2 separate regions of the Homo sapiens genome follow, and region 1 is linked to region 2. The links are chromatin loops, found by intact Hi-C in ENCODE. Cell type or tissue: MCF 10A. All regions are shown on one strand. Each heading gives the region's core, and the rest is flanking DNA. Links, peaks and the distances in the headings are about the cores only.

Region 1 (8,000 bases), core at 1-8,000, 420 kb before region 2:
AGATCACGAGGTCAGGAGATCAAGACCATCCTGGCTAACATGGTGAAACCCCGTCTCTACTAAAAATACAAAAAATTTGCCGGGCATGGTGGTGGGCGTCTGTAGTCCCAGCTACTCGGGAGGCTGACGGAGGAGAATGGTGTGAACTCGGGAGATGGAGCTTGCAGTGAGCCAAGATCTCACCACTGCACTCCAGCCTGGGTGACAGAGCGAGACTCCATCTCAAATATATATATATATATATATATATATATATATATATGTATATACGTGTATATATATACGTGTATATATATATACACGTATATATATATATACGTGTGTATATATATATATGATACAAAATGATAGCTAGATACAAAGACTAAGTTCTGGTGTTCCTTACACAGCTAGAGGGAGGATATTAAATGTTTCCAACACAAATAAATGATAAATATTTGAGAAGATGAATATGCGAATTCCCCTGATCTGATCACTATATGTATCGAAACATCACTACGTACCCCATGAGGAGGTATAATTATTTGTCAATTAAAATAATAAATAAAATAAAAAAACATATTTCCCCTTCTCTTCCTCCCAACAGCTTACTTGGCTGATACTTTAAGGTGTACTCTGTCAAAATGCCATTCGGGTGGCTCGGTGGATCCCATTCCAAAGTGAGAGAGTCCAGTGTTGGATTCACAATCTTCAAAGACGAGGGAGCACTGGGGACTTACAGTGAGAACTTACAGTCAACACAAAGATTTCTGAATGTTTCAACATGTATTAAATTGACATTTCACCGTGCTCGCACGATTCAAGGTTTTGAGTTTCAGTAACTCATTCCTGATTCAGCTGAAAATACATTAGTACAAACCTGTGACAGGCACCCATTTAGTTATTCTCTTCCTTTTTCTCTCTTGTCATTTACATTTATATTTAATAAAACCATCCTCTCAAAACACATAATGACTTTGCCTTTAGATGGACTCAAACCTAATATTTTAAAAAGAGGCAGTACTTGTTTGACGCATGAATGGTGTCTTAATAGAAGCAAACTAGCTACCAAGTGAAACTATTCTAACTGGATCTGAGTGGAAGCAGCTGTGTTCTGGACCATTAAGGACTGTTTTCTCTAACAAACCAGGTGTCTCCAAACAGTCAGAATGCCCTGCCTGCTGGGCTTTGGGCCAGCATGCCCAGGTGCAGAAACGTTCTTATCCTGAGAGCTGACAGCTGCCCAGGATCTGGTGGTGAATGGACAAAAGCCCAACCTTGGCACACCCCCAGCCCTGGGGAAGGCCCGAGGGGTCTCAGGTTCTCTGTGGCAGAGGCTGGCAAATCACCAGAGGAAACATGTCTGCTCATCTTTTATTCACTTCCTCATGAGGATGATGGCTGGTGGCAGCTCTCTCTCACAATGGTTACCTCCCCTACCACTGCCCCTGGAAACTAACTAATGGAACCACTCTCCCTATTGTCACTCTAGCCAAAAACCAGAGTCAACCTGAACTTCCCTATCTGCCTCATTTCCACCCTCTCCTCAGACACTAACTCCACTTCCTTAATCTAAATCATATCCATTTCTTCCTATCCCCATCTTCTTTGTCATTTCCCTGCTTTAGGCCCCTAGATGTCTTTGTCTGGTCCTAAAACCATGCCTGGCACATAGTTCTAGGCTTCTAAGCTTCCCCAACCCAATAAGTGGTTCTTTACTTTAGGGGATCACAGACCCTTTTGAGAATCTGATGACAGCCATAAACACTCCCTGGAAAAATATACATTTATCTTGCATACAATTTTAGGAGGCTCATGGAGCTCATTAAACCCATTCATTGTCTCCCTAAGGGACTACAGTCCCCAGCTTGTGAAAACATCGAGGAGGAAGAGCCCTGACTCTCTAAGGGACAGTGAGATTGACGACAAAAACTTACAATGAGATGGGAGCTGGGATGCAGGGTGGTTCTCAGAGGCTGCTGGGCAGCTGCCTGCATCATGAATCTTTCAATCAGCAGCCAGGGTGGGGTCCATCTTCTGTGAACTTCTTTTATCAAAAAGAGCTAAGCAAGCTACAGAAGCTATCTGGCCATTGTCATAGTGGCATATTGTTGCAAAATTTAAAATAGGTAAAACCCATTTTATTTCCTTTTCAAATCCTCATCCTTTTTACTACATGGGCCCCTCTTTCCCTCACCCACAAGGCTCCCTTGTCCCTGTGTCCAAATTCCTTCTCCCCTGACTCCTGGATCAATATATATTTGGTCCTTCCTTACTCTCTCCCTTGCAGTTGCCCATATCTGCAATGACTTTTCCCTCCTCTTCCCAATCCACTTGGTCAAGACTTGCAACCTTCTAACTCGGTTCAACTTTCTAATAAATTAGAAAAGAGCACTAAGAAAGAAACTATAGAAGTAAACTATAACTTATAGAAATATTTTCCTTTCCAGGTGTTTTTGTTAGGTTATCTAATTTGGTTCTCATGCTTTTCAGATGAGGCTACTGACATTCAGAGAAGTTATGGAACCTCTTTCAGGTCAGAAAGTTAATGATCCAAATAAATGTCAAAGTAACAAGGTTTCAGACAGTGTGTGTGGAGAAAAATTTTAAGTCACGGGAGAGGGCATTTCAGAGCAGCATTTTGGGTTCTGAAGCCTTCTATGTACACTTAGGCCCACATATGATCTGACATTTTGGTAGCTTTGTGTGTGCTGTATTCATCTATAGAAATTTCAATCACATTTGGCTTCCAGAATATACTTTGATCAGTAGCCCTTCTGTCAGGCAAAACCTCTCAGGCCATGCCATATGTTCCTGAGATCTTAGAGACACGTCCATTCCATACCTCCTTCTGGAGTATTAAAGACTCTGTCAGGGCTGGCTGGGCCCTCCCCTTTCCCATTGACCACTCGGACATTCAGTGTGTAGTGGCTAAAGGGCTCTAGCCCCGGCAACATGCCATGAGTCTTGCTGCCTTGGAAGGTGAGGATCTTTTTCTCAATGTGACGTCTGTTTCTTTTAGATGAACTCTGGGTCTTCCAATAGTAAATCTGAAACAGCAAGAACGAAAGTCAGGAATGCAGAAAGGAGCAAACAAGATTCCTTATGCTCACAAAATTGAAACTGTTGTTTTTCCAGAAAATTCCGTTGGTATATTTTAGAAGAAAATTACTAGCAAAACTGATGGATATTGATTCTGAGGCAAGAGGAATAGAAGCCCATAGATCATGAGGGAAATTAAATTACAGCCACATGACAAAGCTGGGCTACACTACTTTGTCGTAGGAGTCTAAGGAAAATGAAAACAGCACGAGACCCATGTGGTTTTCTCTAGAACATGAGGCAAATGGAGGACAATAGGATTTAAGTCTTTTACTTGTATAAAATATTCTAAAAATAAAAATTACTGCCCAATGTTTACATATTTTTCCAGAATTAATACATGTTCACGTACAACCTATCATGTAGTGATTGTAAACACCACAGTGAGGCTTTTATTACTGTTATTCATATGGTGCAGATGAACGTGTGGGCTACTAAGTGACTTTCACAGCCACAGAGGTATCAAGAGCCACAGGGGATCCTCCACTGAAAGTCTAGAATTTTTCCACTAAATCAAACTGTATCACTTAGTTTAAAATACTTTTTTTTGTATTCGATTGCAGGCACAGGTTTTGGAGAGATGGATAAGAAAGTACTGATTAATTTTGGTCACAAATCCAGAATTGTTGTTTACTAAGTCTTCTTAAATTCTTATGAATTTAAAGGCATTTTCAGGAGAAGTCAACATTTACATGGAATCTGGCAATGCTAGGGGGAAAAAAAAAAAGTTGAATGTGATGTAGTACAAAAAGTGACCTCTAGGGGTCAGGCTTAACAAATCAAAGTAGTGACTGTACGCTTGGCTGCCTATCAGTAAAAAATATGAAATCAGTGCCTCTCAAGAACAAAGATAATGGATATTTATCTTTCAGTACTTCTCAAGAACAAAGATAATGGATATTTATAAGAATGACCTAGCTAAGAGTATATGGTCTTAAAGTATATTCTGAATTATTTTAAAAATGCCTAAATGATTATCAGGATAATTTTGTGTGTTCAACACATGTGGTCCATATTGCTTTAAAGCTAGCTAGAGTTGGTAATATTCTAGGTCTTTAAAAAATTAATTTTCCCCATTTTGTATACATACTTAGTTGGTAGAATGTTAGATCATCAGTGGGAAAAATGGAGAAAACTTTTTTTTTTTTTAATTTTGGATGCAGTGAGATTTCAAGTCAACTCTGGCAGTGGCTACCTGAGGCAATGAGCGAAATGAACTCTTCAGTCCACAAGTTCACAAAGCAATGAAACAAATAAGCCCCACCTCCTGTGGTATGCATGACAAGTGGCATTCGCTGCAGCCCTTACTAAATAAAGCCACAAAAGGTCCCCTTTCACTTGCCCGATAGCCTTGTAGGTGTCCTCGGATGCTTTTCAGAGGTACTGGGTCCCAGTGCACCTCGGCTAAGGTACTGTTCACCACATTCACACGCACGTTCCCAGGAGCCACCATTGGGACTAGGAAAAGGACAGGGAAGTGGTAGAAGTATCAATGTTATTTTTAATTTCATCCATAAATATGACTCTCTCTAATAATTTTGGCTTGAAGCATACTGCAGACCTATTCTATGGATTATTAAGGCTTGAACACAGATTTTGGGGTATCTGTTTGACTTTGTGAGAGATTTTTTTTTTTTAAGAGATGGCATCTTGCTATGTTGCCCAGGCTAGACTCAAATTCCTTGACTCAAGGGATCCTCCCACCATCAGTGAGTAGGAAAACACGATTTTTTAAAAAGTACAATTGACCCTTGAACAACACGGGTTTGAACTGCATGGGTCCACTTACACTTGGATTTTTTTTTCCCCCCAAAATACAGTCAGCCCTCTACATCTGCAGGTTCTGCATCTACAGCCAAAGAAGATGGAAAACACAGTATTCCTGGGTGCAAAACCCACGGACATGGAGGGCTGATATTTCATATAGGAGGGTTCCATAGGGCTATCTGTGGGACTTGAGTATTTGCAGATTTGGGTATCCAAGGCAGGGCATCCTGGAACCAATCCCCTGTGGATACCAAGGGACAACTATACTGCAATCACCTTGAACGTTCTGAACTTCTCTTTCTTACACAGCAGGCTGTTTAAATTCAGAGAAGTCGTGCAAAATAATTGCCACCTCCCTCCCTTGCAACCTGAGCAAGGAGAAATGGCCTTGGCTTGCACCTTGGTAAGTCTGTTTTGCTGGGGAAAAGTAGGAAATGGCATCACTTACGGTCTTCTCCAGAATGTCCCATGACTACAGCTGGCTCGGGGGCAAACCCCATGTCATTCAGGGCCTGAACTTTGATCAGGTATGGAACAAAGGTTGGCGTGCCTGAGACAATATATTTGGATACATTTGCCACAACCACAGATGTCCATTCATCATCACCATCTTTCTGGCGCCAGCTAACTTTGTACTGAAGGCCTGGCCCATTAGATTCGAAACCATTCAAGGGCTACAAGGAAAGCCAAATAACCAGAGCTTATAACACAAATCAACTGCACAATCTTTTACAGGAACAGCAAATTCAATTCCCAGACCTACAGAAAGTGATCATTGAAATACTAAAACACAAGCTATTAACCATTTTCTCCAGGGACCTTCTATCAATTGTGCATTTGCAATGAGATTCAAAGCTTGTTTGGGATCAACATTTCAAAGGTTGTAAACTACTATCTTGATGCAATAAATATCACATAAACCTTTCAAACTCTGGCTCTACCGTCAAGGATGGTGATTCTTTAGACATTTCGGTCACATAGAATCCTTTTTATATTCCTGTTTGTGCAATAGTACATCATTGTCCATTTTATTTGCAGATGGAAACTTAGACTGTTTTCCTCTTTATTAAAAAAAGGCTAGCCTGTCATTCTGTTGTTTCTACATGTTTGTATAAATATAAGTATGTACATATATGTATACATGTCTAAGTATGCATGTATGGCTCTAAAATAGGTTTTGAATTATGAGTAAATATATGTTAATTTTCCAAATCCAGAAAACACAGATAAGCTTTCCCCACTAAAGAAGTTGACTGCTGGGAATGGCTTGGTGCATGTCTTCCAGGTGGCTCTTTTTTTTTCTTTTTGGAGATGGAATCTTGCTCTGTCACCCAGGCTGGAGTGCAGTGGTGTAATCTCGGCGCACTGCAACCTCCGCCTCCTGGGTTCAAGCGATTCTCCTGCCTCAGCCTCCTGAGTAGCTGGGATTACAGGCATGCAGCACTACACCCGGCTAATTTTTGTATTTTTAGTAGAGACGGGGTTTCACCATGTTGGTCAGGCTGGTCTCAAACTCCTGACCTCATGATCTGCCCGCCTCGGCCTCCCAAAGTGCTGGGATTATAGGCGTGAGCTACTGGCCCCAGGTGGTTCTTTATGATAACACTAGCTAGCATTTTTTTGAGCATGTGTATATGCTAGGCACTGTTCTAGGTGCTTTATATGTATTAGCTCCTTTAATACTGTGAAATTGGTTCTATTATTACTCCCATCATACAGCTGCCTAACAGACATGTTAAACAACTGGCCTAAGATCACAGAGTTAGTGGCAGAGCTGGGATTTGCACCAAATCATTTTGACTCCAGAGCTCAAGCTTTTAGCAACTATATAATACTGCCTCTTAAGTAAAGATATATATGTATCTTTATATATATATATATATTTTTTTTCCCCAGAAATAGGTGAAATGAGATTCTAATGTAGATATTATTTTCAAACAACTTTTTTTTCACTCTAAAAAATAGCGAATAAATTTGAAGGCATCATAGCTCACCTTCCACGTAATCACCAAATTATCAGGCTCTGATCCCAGTCCTTCCACAGCTGTGGGGTTTTTATCTGGTTCTGGAAGTTAAGCAGCCACACATGTGTAAGCTTTGGCCTTTTGCGAAGAGTGGAAAACTTTTTTATTATATTTCGTACCCTAGAAGTCCCGCTTTCCCGCTTTACCTGAGGCTTTCGTCAAATACTGCTCAGACGCCTCGCTGGGCAAGCTCTTCCCAATGCTGTTCACTGCCATCACGCGGAAGGAGTAGTTCACGTAAGGAGACAGCTTCAGCTGGGCTGTGGTCTGTGTTCCAGAAACTTCAGTTTGGTGGTGCCACAGCCCTGGCTTGTGCATTGCATCTTCATATTCGATGATGAATTCTGGTCACGACACACACACACCAAACCCAAGACCGTGAATTCAGTCAACTCAGGGGTAGCTGCCAGCAATAACTAACAGGGCAACCCAACACAAGCAACCAAACATGAATTATTTTACTTTCAAGAAAAATGCCATTAAAATATTTTGATTTCAGAGTTGTCATTATCCTCAACATATAAACACACATGATAACATTTTAGTGGAAAAATGGCATCTCACTGTATTTAATTTAATTTCTCCTATTACAAAAAAAATTTGACCACCTTTTCATATATTTAAACTTTTTAGGGATATATGGATTAATTCTAAACAGTTTTAGATTTTACCAAATCTGGTATTCTTTCTCTAGCATGCTGAATTTAGTTACTTAAAACTGTTTAGAATTAATCCATATATCCCTAAAAAGTTTAAATATATGAAAAGATGATCAAATTTTTTTCATAATAGGATAAATTAAATATAGTGAGTGCCATTTTCCACTAAACATATTGGCAATAATCAAAGGTTTAACACACTTCGTTGACTATGACACAAGGAATCAAGCATTCTCTGACTTTGTAGGAAGTGTAAGTTGGGACAACTTCTATATAAGACAGTTTAGAAAATCTGTCAATATTTAAGGCGCATACTAAATTTCACTTCTGGCAATTTATTTTGAATAAATGGGCTCACACAAATGGCTCAAACACACATGAGAAATAATTTACATTGTAGTATTATTTGCAATTGAAACAACCTAATTGCAAACAACCTAAACATCCATCAACAGGACACTGACTAAAC
Region 2 (10,538 bases), core at 1,334-9,333:
TTTACAACTGTGTCTGTCTTTTTTTTCTGGAGAATTTCTGCTACTTGAAGTTTATGCACTTCTCCCATTTGATGTTATTCTCAGCAGCAATAACACTACTTCATCTGTGTTAATTGTCACTAAACTTTGGTGATCTCTTTTTCAACTTGCTTCCACTGTGAGCAGAACTCAATTAACTACAAAACTTGTCTCTTCTCCTATTATTGACCACCCCTCCTACTTGCATTAATGTCTTTAGGCTCAAAGTCTCCTCATCCCTCTTTCCATTCTCATTTCTGAGGACGTTCTGTTGTCTTGCTATCTTAAAGGCACAGAACATCATAAAAGATTATGAATTTATTCTCTATTATGGCTATATCCAAACTTCTTACTCTCTAAACTCTGTTGTTGCAGTTTGTTTAAAGCTTTCTTTTTATTACGCTCTCTGACTTTACTTTCTTCCTACTACTTTTCCACTGAATTATAAGCACCACATTATTAAAAATGATTATCATTTTGTTATTGACGGCCTAAAGCTTTTAATTAGAAGTTGATTTGTAACAGTTTATATAGTTGCTGCTGCATAATAAAAATGCAGAAACATTACATTCAATTTCATTTCAGAAAGAAGCATACTGCTAATTGGCTAGAAAGCTCTTGTATTGGTGGTATGCAGTCACATATTTGCCAAAGTCTCTTTTATTTTTCCATTTACTTTGAGTAGTGATGGGAAACTGTAGACTAAAGTCTCAGATACTTAATTTTATTTGTTGACTGCGACTGGGTGGTCGGTTGCTGTTTTTCACTTATCTTGAAGTATTTTCTATAATAAACTACCATGTAAAGAGTAACTTTGCAGTCTTAGTGCTATTATGTCTTATAAAAATCACTTGGTATATATTGTCCTAATTGCAGTTTAAGATGCAGCATTTGTTTTAATCAGCTGGATTAAAAAATATGTTGCCCAAGGGTGAAAACTTTTTTTCAAAATTGTCAGCTTCTTTATTTTTTTCACTATTACTAGGAAAGAGGATAAAATCATCCTTATTGTATTTGAGTTACTGCCTGAGGGACAGGGTTTTTTTCATTTAATTTCACTGATGTATTAGCATTTGTGACACAGCAGAAGCTGGAACATTACAAATGTCTGTAATTGTTTGCATTGCTGTAGGGAATATAATGTTGTTAATATCTATTACTGGACTAAACGAATGAATTAAGTAGCCAGAAACAAATATGATTGTCAAGCATGATTTAATTGGTGTATAGCTTTGGAACAGCTGCCAAATTTAATATGGAGGGTGGAGGAGGGTTTCACATTTGCAAATACCAATGTTAGACACCTCTGGTTCCCCACTAGATGGGGGCCGTGCTTTGCTGTAAAGCTGTGTACAGCCTGGATGCTGCAGTGTGGTTTAAAATGATCTACAGATTTTTTCTTTTCCTTCGATGTTCTGTTGCTGTCTTTCTATTGTTAGCTATTATCTGTGCCTCATGCATGCTTTTGCCCTTTGGAGTGGGCCATAAAAGAGAGGATTAAATCAGAAGGAGGGACCAGAGGGTAGAATGAGTGCCAACCTAAGTTCCACTGTGGAAAGGCTGAGATTTTCCTTTTATTTTCCTCACTGGTTTCCTCTGCCTTGCTTTTGGGTGTACGGTTGTGCCTGGTTGCCTGGGACCTGTCTTCCTTGGGTGCACCTGGTATATTTTGAAATATACCTTTTCAGTGTCCTGTTTCCTCGTATAGATTTGGATTCCTATTTGGGTTCATCAAATACTGTACTCATTGGGCAGCTTTTATGTATTAGGTACAGTGCCAAGCATTTTCACATCAGCCATCTCATTCTCACAATTCTGTGGAGCAGAGGTTATGATCCATTTTTCAGCCAGGTGGCAGTTAGCTATTCTGGAAAGGTAATATGCTAAGCATGTCTTCTAAATTGGCATGCTTGTGAACATTTCCACAATATTTCAATATTGTGGCCCAATAAATTCAGAGTATGTGGGGACAGACATTATTAAAAAGGCCTATTTGTTGTAGGACTTCCCTGATTCTTTAACAGTGACTTCTGGCCATTGAAAATCCTCACCCTGTCAAAATCCCATTAATGATATTTCTACTACTTTGGATGCAAAACTCTTCCTTACATGTCTGTGGTGTCTACGGATGTCCTAATTTAGAACAAACATTCTTCTGCAAGATCAAATGTTCCCATTAAAAATGCTACTCAGAATACTGCTAGTTCTAGCCAGCATCTTCACAGCACTTATGGGAAAGAAAGAGATCAGCAGGGAGCCAAATCCCCAGAACAGCAGGTGAATTGTCAATCTTCTTGGCAGGAGGTAGGATGGAAGCAACCAATGATGGCATCTTTATTGTGTCACTTTTATTTTTCTTTCTTTCTCTCTTTCTTTCTTTCTTTCTTTCTTTCTTTCTTTCTTTCTTTCTTTCTTTCTTTCTTTCTTTCCTTTTCTTTCTTTCCCTTCTTTCTTTCTTTCTTTCCTTTTCTTTCTTTCCCTTCTTTCTTTCTTTCTCTCCTTCCTTCCTTCCTTCCTTTCTCTCTCTCTTTCTTTCTTTTTTTTTGAGACTGAGTCTCATTCTCTTGCCCAGGCTGGAGTGCAATGATGTAATCTTGGCTCACTGCATCCTTCGCCTCCCGGGTTCAAGAGATTCTCCTGCTTCAGCCTCCTGAGTAGCTGGGATTACAGGCACACATCACCATGCCCAGCTTTTTTTTTTTTTTTTTGTATTTTTATAGAGACGGGGTTTCACCGTGTTGGCCAGGCTGGTCTTGAACTCCTGACCTCAGGTGATCTGCCTGCCTCAGCCTCCCAAAGTGCTGGGATTACAGGCATGAGTCACTGTGCCCGGCCTTGTGTCACTTTTCATAGCATATATATTAGGAGGTCAGTATCTTCTGCTACTTCATCAGGTTTAATGACTGGCATTACCTGGAAAGTTCTTCTCCTCTAATGTCAATTCCTAGATTACGGATTATGGCTTTCAGTTGTCCCAGGTTGTCCTGAATCTAATGGCTATATTTATTGGAAATCATGGATATTAACATATACTTTCTCATCTAAGGGCTGAATTGTGTGAGCTATTAAACAATCATGTTTCAGTAAATCAAATACTCCATTTCACATTGAGGCTTATCGATACGAGGAAAATAAAACTGTGAGTTTTCAAATTCTCCAAGGACAAGGATCTTTGGAACTCTGCCCCTAGAAATGCTGGAGTCATCTTCAGATAAGACCTAACATCAGTACCCTCACTGACTGCCTGACTTGATGCTGGGCTTAGCTCACAGGCTCTTTTCCTTTCTCTTGGTTATTTTCTTTTTCTTTTTCTTTTCTTTCTCTCTCTCTTTCTTTCTCTTTTCTTTTGTCTTTCTTCTTTCTTTTCTTTCTTTCTCTTTCCCTCCCTCCCTCCCTCCCTCCCTCCCTTCCTTCCTTCCTTCCTCCCTCCCTCTCTGCCTCTCTCTCTCTTTCTCTTTCTTTCTTTCTTTCTCTCTTTCTCTTTTTCTCTTTCTTTCTCTTTTTTTGTTTTTAAATCAAGGGGCCTTTCGGCCTTCTTTGCCCCTTAAGTTTGGTCGGTACCAATGCAGTTCACAGATTTCAGTGGTGAATCTTGATATAAAGTATTGGAGTTTTGATCCTTTCTTTCTTTCTTTTTTTTTTTTTTTTTGAGTCTCACTCTGTCACCCAGGCTGGAGTGCAGTGGCATGATCTCAGCTCACTGCAACCTCCGCCTCCTGGGTTCAAGCGATTCTCCTGCCTCAGCCTCACGAGTAGCTGGGACTACAGGCGCCCACCACCACGCCCGGCTAATTTTTGTATTTTTTAGTAGAGACGGGGTTTCACCATGTTGGCCAGGCCGGTCTTGATCTCCTGACCTTGCGATCCACCCGCCTCGGCCTCCCAAAGTGCTGGGATTACAGGCGTGAGCCACTGCGCCCGGCCTTGATCCTTTCTTTCTTAGAAGGCCTCTGAACTACTTGTGCAAATTTGTTCACATCCTTCAGGACACTTCAGAAGTCTCTCTTTGCCACAACCCCCATCATATACATGTATATTATTTATTATATTTCTGCATCATTGGACATCTTATTATCAAAAGCCCCAAACAAGCAAAAACAACTTCTTGTAACAGGATACTAAATGCAACACTTCTTGTTGTGTCAGAGGAAGGCCGAGGCCACAGGCTGGGAGCAATACGGCGATGTCAAGTAGTCTCGCAGTCTAAAGCAATGGACCAGACATGCAAAGACATGTGACCTCTGGTTCTGCCGCCATTGTTCCAATGCCCACCTCAGGTCTACAGAAGAGAAGCAAGGAAGATGCAGAGTGAGGATGACTTTGTAGACACTTAACCTGGCTCTGTTGTCCCTACCCAACATGCACTTCAGGAAAACTGAAATCTGACCGCTGTTGAAAGATCTCATGGGAGAGGGTATGGCTAGAGCTGCCCCAGAACTTCGGGGAAGGAGACAGGACTGTGCTGGGGATGGCCTCTTCTTCCAGGGTTTGGGGAGCAGGGGTGAATCAGTATTTGGCTAGGTATGGATACTGTGGAAGGCAACTGGACTGGGTTGCCTTGAGAGGGTCTTCATCCTAGAGGAATGCTTTCCAGGTCAAAGTGACCCCAACATAAGAGGAGAATACTGGGAACTAGGGGGCTGAGCAGGAAGTCCAACAGCACCTGCTGGAGGAGTCCCCCAGCATCAAAGGAACTACAGAGAAGAGATCCTTTGAGTCATGGGGAGTGGTCTCTAAAGATACTACTGAAGTCCTACACAAGAGTTCTCTTGGGCCATTTTCTCAGCCCAGTGGGCCCCAAAGCAAGATTACAACTGTACCCAGGTGTAAAACCTTTTGGGACCTTCTCGCTCCTCCTTCTTCTCTCACTGTGGCTCCATCCAGAGGTCCCAGAGTGTCATACTAAGTATAGCAAGGATGAGAAAGAAGTGGGATGTTCTGCACTTCTCCACTGCAGGATTTTTGGCCTGAGGAAGGAAGAAGAGAGTAAAACTGGATAAAAGACTAAAGTGTTAGTAGTAAATTTGGTCAGATATTTTATTGCCTAAAATGCTCAGAGGGCTTTAAATTACCTGAGACTGACCTGAAAATATACAGGACCTGCTTAGGGTTTCCTTCAAGGACACAGAAGAGCAAGCTGTGAGAGCCAGCGCGAGTCACTGAGGGGAGCAGGAATGGCTGCCCTCTGCTTGCGCCCTTTGAACTTGTCAATCTGTCATAAGGAAATCACATTAATGGGATGTTTTTCTGCTACAAATAGCTTTTGTTTTCACATTTTAATTACAGGGCTAGATTTTTCTTGATTTCTAAATTATTCGAAGACCTGGGCAAAAAGGAAAATGAAAAGTAATGTTGTTTCAAAAGATGTCCTTGAAATTCCAAGCAGCCTGTTAGTTGGGAGAGGTGGGGTAGAAAGGAGAGACCATGTATGTTTGTCCCCATATTTCCCACGACATGACCAAACTGGACCCATGGGTCCAGTTCGTCTAACGATGAATTCTGAACCCTGTAGATGTTTTGTTCTACTGGGAGGCACTATTCAGGAGGCATTGACTGTTAGGAAGTAGCTGAGGCTGGTCTGATTTACTCTGGCAACAATGTCCTAAGGAAAATCTCCGGGAGGTACTGGGTCTGTCTACTACCTTTACTGCAGTCCTGGTATCATGGGTGAGTGCAGATGTCCGAACTCATCAAACTGCACTCATTCAGCTGTACACACATGTACAGTTCTTTGTATATCTATATCTCAAACACCTGCTGGTGGGCAAAGTGAGTAAATCCAGGGCCTGGGAGTGAATTTAAAACATTTTGCATAGATTTATTCTTTCCACACTTTTCAGAAATCAGAATGATAAGATTTAGAAAGAATTACAGAGATAGACTTTCACAACTCAGTTTACCAACTGTCTTTTTTTTAATCAGAATGGTTCCTCCCCGCATTTTTAACGTATAGCTAGTTTTGAAGTCAGAAGGAAGAGTACTAAGATTTGCAACTTAAAAGAAATGTTCATAGTTTCTTTCTATCTTGTCCAACTCTTTCTTCCTTGGAGTTTCCCTTGGAAAACACAGCAGTACATAGTTGCCACCTCCTGTTTCCCCAGCTTTCTCAGTAGTGGAAATTAATTCTAATTTAGCTCTTTTAATGAACTTACTAATTTGTTCAGAAAATGTGTTCATAAACTTCTACAACCATGGACTACCCTTAAGCAATTAAACATGTAAAAAATGAACATTTTTCTGGCCTATAATGACTGAATAAAGTAGCTCAGGGCCTAAGGGGAAAGGGAGGCTCCCCTAGCCAGCACTAACTAGCAATATTAATTGATAATCCTTAGCAGTTATCCTTAATTAAACCTCATAACACTCTTGTGGGGAAGATGTCTTTTTTTGTTGTTGTTGTTCAGATGAGGAAACTATCCAAAAGAAGCAAAATGGTAAAGTACCTGCTTAAGCCTTTGGCTTTTTGGTCATGTCGCAGGAAGTATGGGGACAAATATACATGGTCTCTCCCTTTTACCCCTTCTTCTCCCAACTAAAAGGCTGCTTGGAATTTCAAGGACATTTTTTGATACAACTTTACTTTTTATTTTCCTTTTTGCATAGGTCTTTGAAGAATTTAGAAATCAAGAAAAATCTAGCCCTGTAATTAAAATGTGAAAACAAAAGCTATTTGTAGAGAAAAACATCCCATTAATGTGATTTCCTAGTGACAGATTGACAAGTTCAAAGCAGTAATGCATGTTGCCATGGGCACCAGATTCTGTTTGCTCGGCTGGCTCATTTTACTTAGCTGCTGAAGAAGGAGAGTCGCATTCAGCCAGGGATCACTGAGCATTGTAAGAATAGATTTGTAATTTTTATGTAATACCCTCTCTTTATAAATCTATACAGATAACAACTGTGAACAGCTTATAGTCACTTTAGGGGCAGAGTTTTCAGAATCTCTTAGGAATATAGATTGCAAAAGTAGGGGTGGGGGCAGGGAGTGCTTTTTCTCCCTTCTCAAGCATCTCATCCATAAGAGGCTGTAAATAAATATTTGTAAAAAAGATGGGGGATGGATGAATGGTAACTCATTGTCATGTGCTCGCTACCTGAATTAAACTTTGGATTTGTGGCGGCAGGGGGTGCGGGGTGTTGGGACAGAAATTGTGATGAAGCAAAGAAAAGGCAGGGGAAAGAGAAGAATATCAGAGAAGGAAGCAAACATTCTGGAGTGGCTTATAATCATTCAGACACAGGGACACAGAATTAAATCTGCCTGTGTGCAGAGGAAGAGGGAGAGAGGGCAAGAATGAGTGAAACAGATGGAAACCCTAAGACCACTGGAGTCAAATACACAAAAGCAGTTATGCTGATGATGTTCTGGTGTCAACTCTCATCCCTCTTCCTTCATTAGGTGCTTAGAGCACCTAACAGGGAGTAAGAAATGGGGGAAAAACTTGCCCTATCTGCAGGTACAGGATTGGTTCCTTGGCGTTGAACCAAAGAATGAAGTTTTGCTTCATTTGTTTCAGGTTATCGGGGCCAGGTGACTTTCGCTTTGAATTATGCATTTTTCCTTCCCTGACAAATGAAGCCTCCTGCCAATGCCTTCAAATCAGGAAAGGCTCCTGCTTCTCGCATTCAGCAGCAGGCATTTCACAATTTAAAATGATGGGTCCAGAATTGCAGTGAAAGTGGCAATATTTCATAGTGATTTTCTCCCTTCCTTCTCACTCCTACCCCCATGTTCAGTGTTGTCTAAGCAAATTCTGGCAGTGTCTTTTGTATCTGCATGATGCTTAAGTAAGCAAAAGACGGGGGAAAGCAAATGTCTTCCAAATCTTCATTTATCATAAACACAAATTGTAGCTTCAGCTCTTTTGCTTGATGCAAATAAGCTGACAGATGTGTATCATTGGCAGCAAATCTTATAACTGACATGGCCCCAACTGCCGCTAAACATATGTCTATATTTTTGCTGGGAAGGGATAAGATTGGGAAGGAAAATTAATTGGTGTTAATGCTCCCTGACCTCTTGGCTCCACTTCCTCCTTCTCTGCTTCATTCCTTCCACGCACCTTTTCAGAGCTCCAGTCCCCAGAGGGCTAATGGCTTGGCTGTTCCCAGGGTTCAGGGTACCCCTCCTCAGTTTACCTGAATTTCAGGCTATTCATTCTTCCTCTCCTTCATGCATTTCCTTCTCAACTCCCCCAACCACCAACTGCCACCAGTTACTCATCTTTTTCAGTTATTCTCTGGCCTTTGTAGGTAAATGATTGATAATGATTTCTGAGAGTCTGCTAATTCACAAGTATTAATAGAAAATAATAAAATCGAGCATTGTTCTTCAAACATTCCCACTGCAATCCTCTAATGATAGAAAAAAGTGAATGAGTATCTCTAACGGGGCTCAGAGAGGTAGGATGGAAGGTGTATTAGTCAGTTCTCATGCTGCTTATAAAGAAATACCCGAGACTGGGTGATTTATAAAGAAAAGAGATTTAATTGACTCACAGTTCTGCATGGCTTGGGAGGTCTTAGGAAACTTACAATAACGGCGGAAGGCACCTCTTCACAGGGTGGCAGGAGAGAGAATGGGTGCAAGCAGGGGAAATGCCAGAAGCTTATAAAACCATCAGGTCTCGTGAGACTCACTTAATATCACAAGAACAGCAAAGGGGAAACTGCCGCCATGATCCAATTACCTCCACCTGGTCCTGTCCTTGACATGTGAGGATTATGGGTATTATAATTCAAGATGAGATTTTGGGTGGGGACACAGCCAACATCTGACACAGCCATATCAGGAGGTAAGAGAGTAAGTCTGGGGGAAAGAAGCCTTGGGAGAAGGAAGTCTTGAGGGAAAGTTCTTAAAATCTGTTTTAAATTGCCTACCCTTTAAATTACTTGGCCTCACCCTTCTAAAATTTCTAGCAAAATTCACGTTGTAGAAAGACATGCCTTATTCATCCTGTGCTTTTTCAACACACCTGGAACACTGCTGTGTACTTCTGAAGGTGGGCAGAGGTAAACCTTTAATTCAAACAAATAAATCTCCATTTATTATTGATCTTAGCCTTTAACAACTTTTATTAGTATGTTTATATCACAAAGGTAATATTTGCTTTTTTTCTTCAAATAACACCAAAGAGTGCCAAGAAAAATGTTCTGTCTTCTTAATCCCATTCTTTCAGAGATAATCACTAATAATAATTAGCTAGTTATTCTCTCAGACTTTGAAAAATGCATATCATTATATGGTCTATAATTTATTCTAAAATACTTAAGTATCTGTATTTCAGCTTTAATCAATACCTTAGGGCTGATTAGTTAACCTTTGACATGCCCTAGTCAAGGCAAATACTCCAGAGATGATTAGTTACCAATAAAAAACTAATTAGAAGGCCACACTCTAGAAGAACCTAGAACACACTGCAAGCTTTCCAGTTATTTTTAAAATTTATTTAGTATAATGGATATTAGAGATATTTTTTCCTTAGTAAAATTACTAGAGATTAAGATGTGTGAATTGGCTAGAAATATTATATAGGTACTCCTGTCCTTGGTGAATAGGGAACAAGAGTCTAGTTAAGTCCAATTCTATACACTTTGCATGGCATGTTAGGTCTAAGAGTCCATTCTGTCCTCTGTGCATTTAAAAGGGAGAATTTTATCATTTACTTCCAACTAGGTTTACTGAGTACTGTAGGTAGACTATTGTCACATCTGCCTCTGATAAACCTTTAATACAAGGTCAGTTGGAGTGTCTAAAGGAACAGAGAACTGGCACTTGGTCTTACAAGGGGAGATGGTGACTATGTTTGTGCCTGCCTGCTAATAAAATTTTTGTTCCCTCAGCAAAAGTCCATCTGAGACCTGCTTTCATTGCACTGCCTCGTGAGGAGCTGTAGGAGAAGATATCATAACTATTCCCCACTTCTAATTGTTAGAAGCAACAGCTGTCTATCAAGAACAATCTGAGGATTGTGCACAAATTGATTTGGGTCAGTTTCAAACATATGTATAGTAAGATGAATAAATAATAAACAGACATGAAAATATATACTCCTTTAAAAAACAACAAAAATGGGATTATACAATATATACGGTCTGCTCAAAATCTGTTGTGGGGTAAATCTCTAATTCTGGGAATTTTGGGTACCTGCAGGATACTGGTGGAAGTGATTTTTGGGTAAGATGGACTTTTATAAAATTTCAAATTTCTATCATCCAAGTGAATGTTTGTTCTGCTGATGGGTTGAATCATCTCTTCACAGTTGGCCAGGCATTTAATTTTTTTTTTTTTTTTTGAGATGGCGTCTTACTCGGTTGCCCAGGCTGGAGTGCAGTGGCACAAACTCGGTTCACTGCAACCTCCACCTCCTGGGTTTAGGTGATTCCCCTGCCTCAGCCTCCCGAGTAGCTGGGATTACAGGCACAATAACCACACCCAGCTAATTTTTGTAGTTTTAGTACAGACAGCGTTTCACCATGTTGGCCAGGCTGATCTCAAACTCCTGACCTCCAGTGATCTG

What was found. A loop is a pair of places that touch in the nucleus more often than their neighbours do. Peaks named below come from ENCODE experiments on the same cell type or tissue, not always from the same donor. Only the 100,000 strongest peaks of a DNase experiment are listed, where the experiment ranks them.
Region 1: a loop joins it to region 2, with 29 times the contacts of the local background. A loop is called at or near these places in 4 of 110 quality-filtered maps.

The regions. Positions count from the first base shown.
Region 1 is chr7:108,177,399-108,185,398 of GRCh38, forward strand. NRCAM (neuronal cell adhesion molecule) reads right to left here. Exons shown (of 33, transcript NM_001037132.4): 21 at 7,019-7,216; 22 at 6,843-6,913; 23 at 5,297-5,522; 24 at 4,424-4,539; 25 at 2,825-3,029; 26 at 592-714. Among named protein-coding and RNA genes, the nearest start is that of LAMB4, 51 kb to the left of the region's middle. RefSeq lists an enhancer at 3,871-4,663. In MCF 10A, for the core only: a CTCF peak has its summit at 3,829; a DNase peak (open chromatin) is centred at 3,843.
Region 2 is chr7:108,591,572-108,602,109 of GRCh38, forward strand. LOC105375448 (a long non-coding RNA gene) reads left to right here and starts at 6,803. Exons shown (of 4, transcript NR_187939.1): 1 at 6,803-6,854; 2 at 9,862-10,007. RefSeq lists an enhancer at 1,884-2,525. In MCF 10A, for the core only: a CTCF peak has its summit at 5,230; no DNase peak of the experiment used is centred there.